2 separate regions of the Homo sapiens genome follow, and region 2 is linked to region 1. Evidence: read pairs that join two places in POLR2A ChIA-PET (ENCODE). Cell type or tissue: MCF 10A. All regions are shown on one strand. Links, peaks and the distances in the headings refer to the core of each region. The heading gives the core; the rest is flanking DNA.

Region 1 (4,394 bases), core at 292-4,291:
ACTTGGAGATCACAGAGGTGCTGCTGTTTGTGTCTTTGCGCATCCTGTCAGGAGATGCGTGATGTTTCCTTTCCTGGTGCTGTTAGCTTTGATCCCTTAGTTAAGGTGGTCTCTGTGGCTTCCTCCATTATCATTACTATTTTTCTCTTTGTAATTAGGAAGAATCTTTTGGAGGTAGATACTTGAGACTATCTAAACAAGCATTCTGTTCCTCATTATTCTTTCACCCACTAATTTTAACATCCATTACTGTGATGTTTGCCAAATGGTGATTTTCTATTTCTGTTTTCTACACTTAGTAATTGGATTCTACTCTCAGGATTTTATGTATTTTTTAACAGTGAGGGACATAAACTTTTTAACTAGCAGTGGCAAGTCCACTTTTATTTGGGAGGACAATTACTAGTCACATGAAGAAGAAAAAATATGCAGAAGCTTAAGAAATCCCACATATGAATGTTATTTGAAATGTTCTTGCCCTTTCTCCCTACAAAGGAGGTGAAGAAGATGACAGGAGATGTTAATTGCCAAAATAGTCTCATAGTTTTGGTCCTGGCTGCAAATCTCTCGTTTTTGATACTCAAGAGAATGCTATTGGGGAACTGACTCTGAAGCACAGCCCAGATGCTTGAGATGGGTTGGGAAGGTTTACATCAACACCATGAATTTAATTTATCATGTGACATTTTATTTCTGAGTTTTTAAAGCTGTAATTAAAAGAAGTGTTCAAAGTGTTGCTTTCCTCTTTTAGAATAAACGTGGCTGGGTGTGGTGCCTCATGCCTGTTATCCCAGCACTTTGGGAGGCCATAGGCAAGAGGATTGCTTGAGCCAGGAGTTTGGGACCAGCTTGGGCAACATAGGGAAACCACATCACTACAAAAAAAAAAATTAGCCTGTCATGGTAGCATGCACCTGTGGTCCCACTTACTTGGGAGGCTGAGGTGGGAGGATCACCTGAGTTCAGGAGGTCAAAGCTGCAGTGAGGTGTGATCATGCCCCTGCTCTCCAGCCTGGACAACAGAGCAAGACACTGTCTCAAATAAATAGGCAAACATTACCAACATGGCAAACAAGTTGGAGGAGGCCCCCTATTTAATTAAATTTCAGCAGTCCCAAATCTAATTGGTATGAAGAAATCATTATTCAGAATTTTCCATCACTGAAATACTAAAATCACTTGTTGTTTGAGACATCTTGGCCTGTCACCCAGGCTGGAGTGCAGTGTTGCTCTCATAGCTCACTGGAGCAGGAGCCTCAACCTCCCAGGTTTAAGTTAATGCTCCCACCTCAGCCTCCTGAGTAACTGCCACTACAGGCGTGTGCCACCATGCCCAGCTAATTTTTTAATTTTTCGTAGAGATGGGGTCTGTGTTGCCCAGGTCCCTCTTGAACTCCTGGCCTCAAGCTATCTTCTCCAGTCGGCCTCCCAAAGGGCTGTGATTACAGGCGGGAGCCACAGCGCTCAGCCTAAAAATAACTCTTTAGCCAAAAGAAAGTTTTAAAAAATTGTCTGTTGTATTCTTTGATTTTACTCTATGTGGTCTTTTCTATTATTTTTAAAATAAAAAAGATTTATACTCCTCAAGTGTAACATTTTATCAAATCTCATGCTTCTGTTTGATGAAACCGAATGGCTAAATTTTTTAAATATCATGCAATCCATCCCAGTTTGTAATTTTATTATGGCCCTCACACAAGAGCGTGCAAGCTATACTAAGCTTCCTGTGGCCCTCGTTTTTCCTCACTGATATTTGTAACTCATTCCAAATTAAATTTTAGGAGTCTGAAATGTAGCTGTTATATTTGGGAGATGTGAAGAAAAGAATCGTAGGCATCTCAGTAGGCTAGGTATCAGATCACACATGCTTGCTGGACCAAAGAGGACTCCTTACAGTAGGATACATGATTCTGAGTTAGTTTGTGTACTAAGTATATACTATATAGCTTTTGAAGGGGAGACGGGCACAGAATTCACAATATCATGCACTAAGGGTTATTTTGTGTTTGCAGTTTCCAGATGAATGTTTTAAAGTTGGCTGCAGAATACAGCGAGATAGGTAAAATCTATTTGAGTATTACTTACAGACCCCAAAGGATATCCCAAAGGATATGTTGGACTAATTCCTAAAATATCCTGTAAGTCATTGCAGGTACAGGCGTGGATCTGGGTTTGGAAACGCCGCCTGGATCGCTGGCTGGGCTCCTGCAGCCGCCAAGGAGGGGCTGGCTGGAGGTGGGGCTCGGCGTGCATAGCGGCCACGTGACTGCGCCCCGGCCACGCCCACCGTCCCTCACGTGGTCCCAGGCCACGCTGGGCTTCGGCATGTGCTAAAGTGGATAGAAAAGGGAGTGGGGCCCGGGCGTGGCTTTGTGGTTTGGGAAGATATGAACTCCTTGGGGTTTTTTTCTCTTTTAATTCTTTAATTTTGATATTTGGAAATGCGTAAAAGGTTTTTCATTTGTCCTTGACCACGTGGTCCAAACCTCAATTTCCCTAGCAGAACGCGGTTTCGATCACTGGTGGATCCGTCTCACAGCACCAGTCATGCTGCCTCGCTGGGAAGTGGAGGGCTCAGGATTCCCGTGGTTCACGATCCATTTTATGTTGGAAGGAAATCATTTTGAACTATCTCAGTACACACCCTAGTGTATCTTTAAACCTAATTGAGTGTTGATGGAAAATCTGCGGTCCGAGAACCGTAAGAAAAGGGGGCTCCCACCTCCCGCTCTGGGGTCGCCACTTGCCTCGCAGGCAGGAGGAGGCTCCCAGAGTAGATACAACTTGCCCGTCACCCGGATGGGTTGGTAGTGCACATATGCACGGGGCGCAGTTTAAAATGAAAGTAAAAGATGCAAATGTGTTTGCAAAAGAAAAATTAACATAGGATACGTGCGGGCGTTCTCAGTTGAACTCGGTCTTACTGTTCCACGCGAGCACCCCATGACTCAGAGCCCAAATCTCAGCGGAACAGCCCAGGACGCTCCTGCCGTCCACAGGAAGACGCCTCTGTCTCTGTCCCCCGCCGCCACCACACAGATGCACGTACTCTCTTCACTTCCGTGTACCCAGTAAATGCAGATCCTGATTTAAATCTGCAGCACGCTGCTTTCTTCCCATTGCATGTGGGAAGCTTCAGGTTCTCTTCGGTTTATTTTCTCATCACCTTTATTAAAATGCAGTAAAGCAAGGAGTATATTAATGCGGGCCTCTGCAAATAGAGGGAATTTATTGAAAAGCAGAATGGCTTGAAAGATTGAACTTCATCTTAAAAATCAGAAACAGACTCTTGTTATTAATAGCTTTAGAAACGAAAATCTAACTTCTGATAAATTATTTCAGAGGAGTGGTTCAAACGTGTAGTAGATAGCTCTGCCTGGTCATCAATTATAGTGACGTCCTTGCATCAGCTCCAGAAACTCAGAATATTCATGAGCTTTCCAGTCTGACTCAGACCTTCAGGAGCCATGAAATTTTCCTGTTGGGATGAGAGGAAGCGCTGGCGGTCGTTTCGGCAGCTTAATGAAACCAGAAATAGATAAGCACGAGTGAGGGGTGATGTCCGCTTGTTTGCTCCCATCATGTTGTTTTTAATGTGTGAAAGTGAAAGTTTTAAAAGTCATACTAAATGTGTGATCCTTTTTAGAATTCACTGGGTACGGGTACGTGGAGGAAGTGTTTTTGTTTTTGTGAATTTGTTTAAACAAATGACTGAGGCTTTGTTTTCCACTCTGTCTGGCCAAGCACCATTGCTACACTTTTTTAAATTCATGACATCCTGAGCAGTGAAGCTGTTCTTCAGCCCGCCTCTCCATTTGTGACTGGAAGACAAGGAGGCAGACACCAATGGCGCCTCTCACAATGGAGGTTTATTTTTTTTTAATCTAACGGAGGGATTGTAGATGGTGTAAAACTTCCTTGTGCCAGGAGAGAAAGGGGGAGAGAGAGAGAGAGAGAGAGAGAGAGAGAAATAACCCATTCTAAACAACTTTAGGAATAGATGATCCGTAGGCATCAACTTTGCGCAGCAACAAAAGCCACTTTCTGAACCTCGTTCTGTGAAGTTTTAAAACAAATTGGGTTTGTTTAATTAAAATATTTCTTAAAGGCAAAAAGCACTGAGCTAATTTTTAAGAATTTTAAGTTATATATTAATATGAGTAGTGATTTATAATTTTCTGTTGAAATACATAAATTCGAGAAGCCCCACCCCTACCACTTGCCAGTCTTGAGTCCCCACGGCTCCTTTGCCTAGGTCTAAAGTCACTGCTTGCACACTCCTGCCTTGCATATGCCTTGCCATCGTGTGGGCCTCTTGGCTGGAAGTGTTCTTGTCCTCCCGTTAGGTATCTTTTATGACGTGAATCCTTACCTCTAATTATTATCTGTGTGTA
Region 2 (4,394 bases), core at 250-4,249, 110 kb before region 1:
CTGCAACCTCCGCCTCCAGGGTTCAAGCGATTCTCCTGCCTCAGCCTCCCAAGTAGCTAGGACTACAGGCACGTGCCACCACACCTAATTTGTTTGTGTATTTAGTAGAGACAGGGTTTCACCATGTTAGCCAGGATGGTCTTGATCTCCTGACCTCGTGATCACCTGCCTCGGCCTCCCAAAGTGCTGGGATTACAGGTGTGAGCCATTACGTCCAGCCTTTTTTTTTTTTTAAATAAAGAGGGTCTCAGGCTGGCGTGCAGTGGCACGATCTCGGCTCACTGCAGCCTTGACCTCCTCTGCTCAAGCAATCCTCCCGCCTGAGCCCCCCAAATAGCTGGGACCACAAGTATGCACCACCATACCTGGCTTTTTTTTTTTTTTTTTTTTTTTTGTATTTTTTGTAGAGACGGGGTCATTCTATGTTGCCCAGGCTTGTCTCGAACTCCTGGCCTCAAGCGATCCACCTGCCTTGGCTTCTCAAAGTGCTAGGATTACAGATGTGAGCCACTATGCCTGGCCAATAATTATATAAATTTTGATATAAATTCCTGCTCTTCAAGGAGATGTGGGTTTTTTTTCCTCCTGAGAGTATATTTATAAAGTTAATTGGATTTTATACAAAAGAAGCTTTTGACTCATTTCATTTAGCTTTTAATGTTATCATCTGGGAGGAGATGGTGAAGAATTCTGTTAGCCAAACCATGGCGAATTAATGTTTCTTACAGATGGTTTTATTACTTTTTATGATATTATTTGGATCATGAAACAAGTATCTTGGAAAATGTGAGATACAAAGATGTGAGTTGGGAGGTCTCTCTTGTATGTGAGTTCCTTCTATAACAGAGAAAGGATACTTTCAGTTTAAGCTGAGATGCTTTTTCCTTTTCACTCTTGAAAAGTCTTTGTTGCAGGAATTTTCTGTGCCCTCCCTCCTCTGGGACAGATCTGCTTCTTGATACTGCAGGGCTCCAGCCTTCCTTCCAGCCAGCTCATTTCTCAGGGAAGCCTTGTTTTCCTTTTTCAGAAAATTTAAATGTATATTTAACGCACAATTTAACTCCCTTTCCTGTTGATAATTTTTTTCTTCTTCATATTTTGTTATTAATAATAGCTTACAGAATGGGATCAGTATCAGGATCGGGAGGTAACCAGGTCTCCAAGTTTTCCCTTTCGTTTTTCTTTTCTGCTTTTAATGAGCCTTAATTAATCCAGGGAGCTAGGCTGCAGTATCTGTGGCTCTCCCTGATGTTTTCTTTCTGCCTTTCTGTCTTGGAGGGGAACCTGAGGATTTGGAAGTAGAGGGCTCTACTAGTGCTTCCTTTTTGTCCTTTTCTCATTGTCCAAAAGAGTCTTAAGCGATCTCCAGGAAATCCCCTGCTCCTGCCAGGAATCTGCCTGTGAGTATTTGAGTGAGTTGCTGCTTTTTAAGTACCAGTTGAGAAGCTGAAGGTTGGTGTTGTGGTTGTGATAAACTCCCAACATGAAAACTGAGGACCACCAGCGTTTTCAGCTCACCTTTGACTCACGCTGGCAGCTCCAGGAACACTGAACAGGAGTCCCCACTGAACCTTTGCTGCGTTCCGAAGCAGCACAGCCATGGTTAGGCACTGCCAGGCAGCTCTTGGAAACCACAGGGAGGGAAGTTTTGGTTCCTTCTTTCTGTCTTTGTTTTTGAGAGGAATGAGCTTGGAATAAAAGAACGCTAGTAATGACTGATTTGCAGGTTAGGTGTAAACATTAAATCCTCATAACAGGCTAATGAGAGGTGGGAGAAATTATCCCCATTTTACAGATGAAGGAACAGAGGCTCCTAGAGACTAAAGAACTTGCTACTCAATGAGGTCAGGATTCACACCTAGGTTGACCTGAGGATAGCTGCTGCAGTGCTCACCCTTCCTACCTTCCCAAGAAACAATACGCAGAGAATTTCTTTTCTAAATATTGTGTGCCTAGAAGGTGCTTTGTGTTATCGAAACAGATATATATGTGTATATCTGGTCTCTTTAAAATTCTCTTTAATAAAAACAAAAAGTGATGCTAGTGTAAAATAAAAGATATATATAGAAAATTGTGTGTCCTCGTTAATCTTCTTTAGGAAAGATATATGCATATATGCAGTATAGTTTTGGGTTTTTATAAAAATGAGATCATGCTATTAGTATAGTGAATAGCCTCTATATAGTCTTTCGTAACATTTTTACTTTTTCTCGGTGTATGGATATCAATTTAGGTCAGTTGCTGCGGAGTTTGAAACGAGTTAAAATTTCAGCAGTTCACAAAATGGATGATTCATAGTTTAGTCGAGCCATCATCTGTTGATGGACAGTCATGTGGTTTCTTGTTTTTTCTTTCTCTGTGTTTCACTAATGAAACAGGATTACAGTAAATTGACTCGTGTATGTGTATACATCCATCTTTGCTGGTACTATAGAAAAGTGTATTGCTGGCTGGGCATGGTGGCTCATGCCTGTAATCCCGGCAATTTGGGAGGCTGAAGTGGGTGGATCACCTGAGGTGAGGAGTTTGAGACCAGCCTGACCAACATGGCAAAACCCTGTCTCTACTAAAAATACAAAAATTAGCTGGGCGTGGTGGCAGTGGAGGCTGAGGCAGGAGAATTGCTTGAACCCAGGAGGCGGAGGTTGCAGTGAGCCTACATCGTGCCACTGCACTCCAGCCTGAATGACAGAGCAAAACTCCATTGCAAAAAAAAAAAAAAAAAAAAAAAAAAAAAAAAAAAGGCATTACTGCCTTGTTCCTGATTTAAATAAAAAAATGTGTTTTAACAAGGAATATGTTAAGTTTTGGTAAATATAGTTTATCATATTTAAGTTGTGTATACTCATTCATGTTTTAATTTTTATCGGAAGAGGCTGATGAATTTTATGAAATGCCTTTTTGGCATGATATAATTGTGAGCTTTTGCTTTTATTTGGTGGTGTAATAAATTACGTTGATTAGATTTCCCAATATTGAATCATCTTTGCATTCCTGGAATAAGCCCTAATTTGTTATGGTGTGATAATCTTTGGATATGTTGCTATTTGATTTGCTAATATTTTTTTAAAAATTGTGACTGTAGCCTACAAAGCCCTACAGATAGGGGTCTTTAGTTTTTTTCCTTGTTTGCATTCTATCAGGTATTGATATTAGGATTATGTTTTTTAAATAATTTAAGAAGAATTTCACCCTTTCCCAGCATCTAGAAGCATTTACATAATATAGGAAATAACCTGTTTTTTTTTTTTTTTTAAGTTAGAGTAAAATTAACTGGAAAACTTCATAGGCATCCCCTGTAGTCCCATCCCAGAACATTTTAAAACAAATTTTTTAGTTTTTCAGAATATATTATAGTTGTTCTGTTCAGCTTTTAAGCCTTTTCTCTGGATTTTGATATTTTCTACTTGCTGGGAAAGAATTTATCTACAATTTGAGTTTATCGCACAGTTATTTGTAATATTGTTATCATTTCTCTGGTAATCATAACCCTTTCTCATTACTAACACATATTTTTGCTCTTTTTTTGCTTTTTTCCCCCTTAATCAAGTTTGTTAGAAGTTTATATATTTTATTGTCTTCAAAAAACTAGGTATATTAATTTTATATTTATCCTGCTTTTAATTTCATCTCAGTATTTAATTTTTATTCACTTTTTCCATTCCTTTAAGTTTATTAAGTTGAATGCCTGTCTCATTTGCTTTTTAGTCTTCTTAAAATAATGGCATTTAAGGCTATACATTTTCTTTGAAAATTGCTTTTGTTACGTATTTTTGGTTTTAGACAGTTGATCTCCTTTTTGTTGTTTTCTAGATGGTTTGTAATTAAAATATTTATTTGATCTTTGATTCTGACATTACTTAGAAGTATGTCTGTCCTTGAATTTTTCTTTTGCTTACCTTTTGATATTGTTTATATGATTTATGAATGCAGCTCTGAGGTATCTGAGAGGATTTATTAACGTTTACTTGCATCCAAGTACATGATTAAGTTTTAATTGCTTTGTGGACATTAAAAAATTATGCCCTTGGTAAAATGCAAAGGTTTTATTTTCTGTATTTAGTAAATCAAACTTACTGATTGCATTATAGTCAGATCTTCCAAATTCATGTATGTTTTCAGTTGTCAAATTGACAGTTAATGATGCACCTTTTATAATTTTTTTTTTTGAGACAGAGTTTCACTCTGTCGCCCAGGCTGTGTAGTGCAGTGGCGTGATCTTGGCTCACTGCAGCCTCTGTCTCCTGGATTCAAGTGGTTCTCCTGCCTCAGCCTCCTGAGTAGCTGGGATTATAGGCACATGCCACTGCACCTGGCTAATTTTCATATTTTTAGTAGAGATGAGGTCTCACTATATTGGCCAGGCTGGTCTCAAACTCCTGACCTCAAATGAT

The links. Peaks named below come from ENCODE experiments on the same cell type or tissue, not always from the same donor. Only the 100,000 strongest peaks of a DNase experiment are listed, where the experiment ranks them.
Region 2: POLR2A ChIA-PET joins it to region 1 with 5 read pairs; 2 of 35 experiments call an interaction of 5 or more read pairs at or near these places.

Annotation. Positions count from the first base shown.
Region 1 is chr15:98,863,216-98,867,609 of GRCh38, forward strand. The region is part of intron 2 of IGF1R (insulin like growth factor 1 receptor); the gene reads left to right. Among named protein-coding and RNA genes, the nearest start is that of MIR4714, 81 kb to the left of the region's middle. In MCF 10A, for the core only: no CTCF peak of the experiment used is centred there; DNase peaks (open chromatin) are centred at 2,306, 2,916 and 3,446.
Region 2 is chr15:98,753,011-98,757,404 of GRCh38, forward strand. The region is part of intron 2 of IGF1R (insulin like growth factor 1 receptor); the gene reads left to right. Among named protein-coding and RNA genes, the nearest start is that of MIR4714, 29 kb to the right of the region's middle. In MCF 10A, for the core only: no CTCF peak of the experiment used is centred there; no DNase peak of the experiment used is centred there.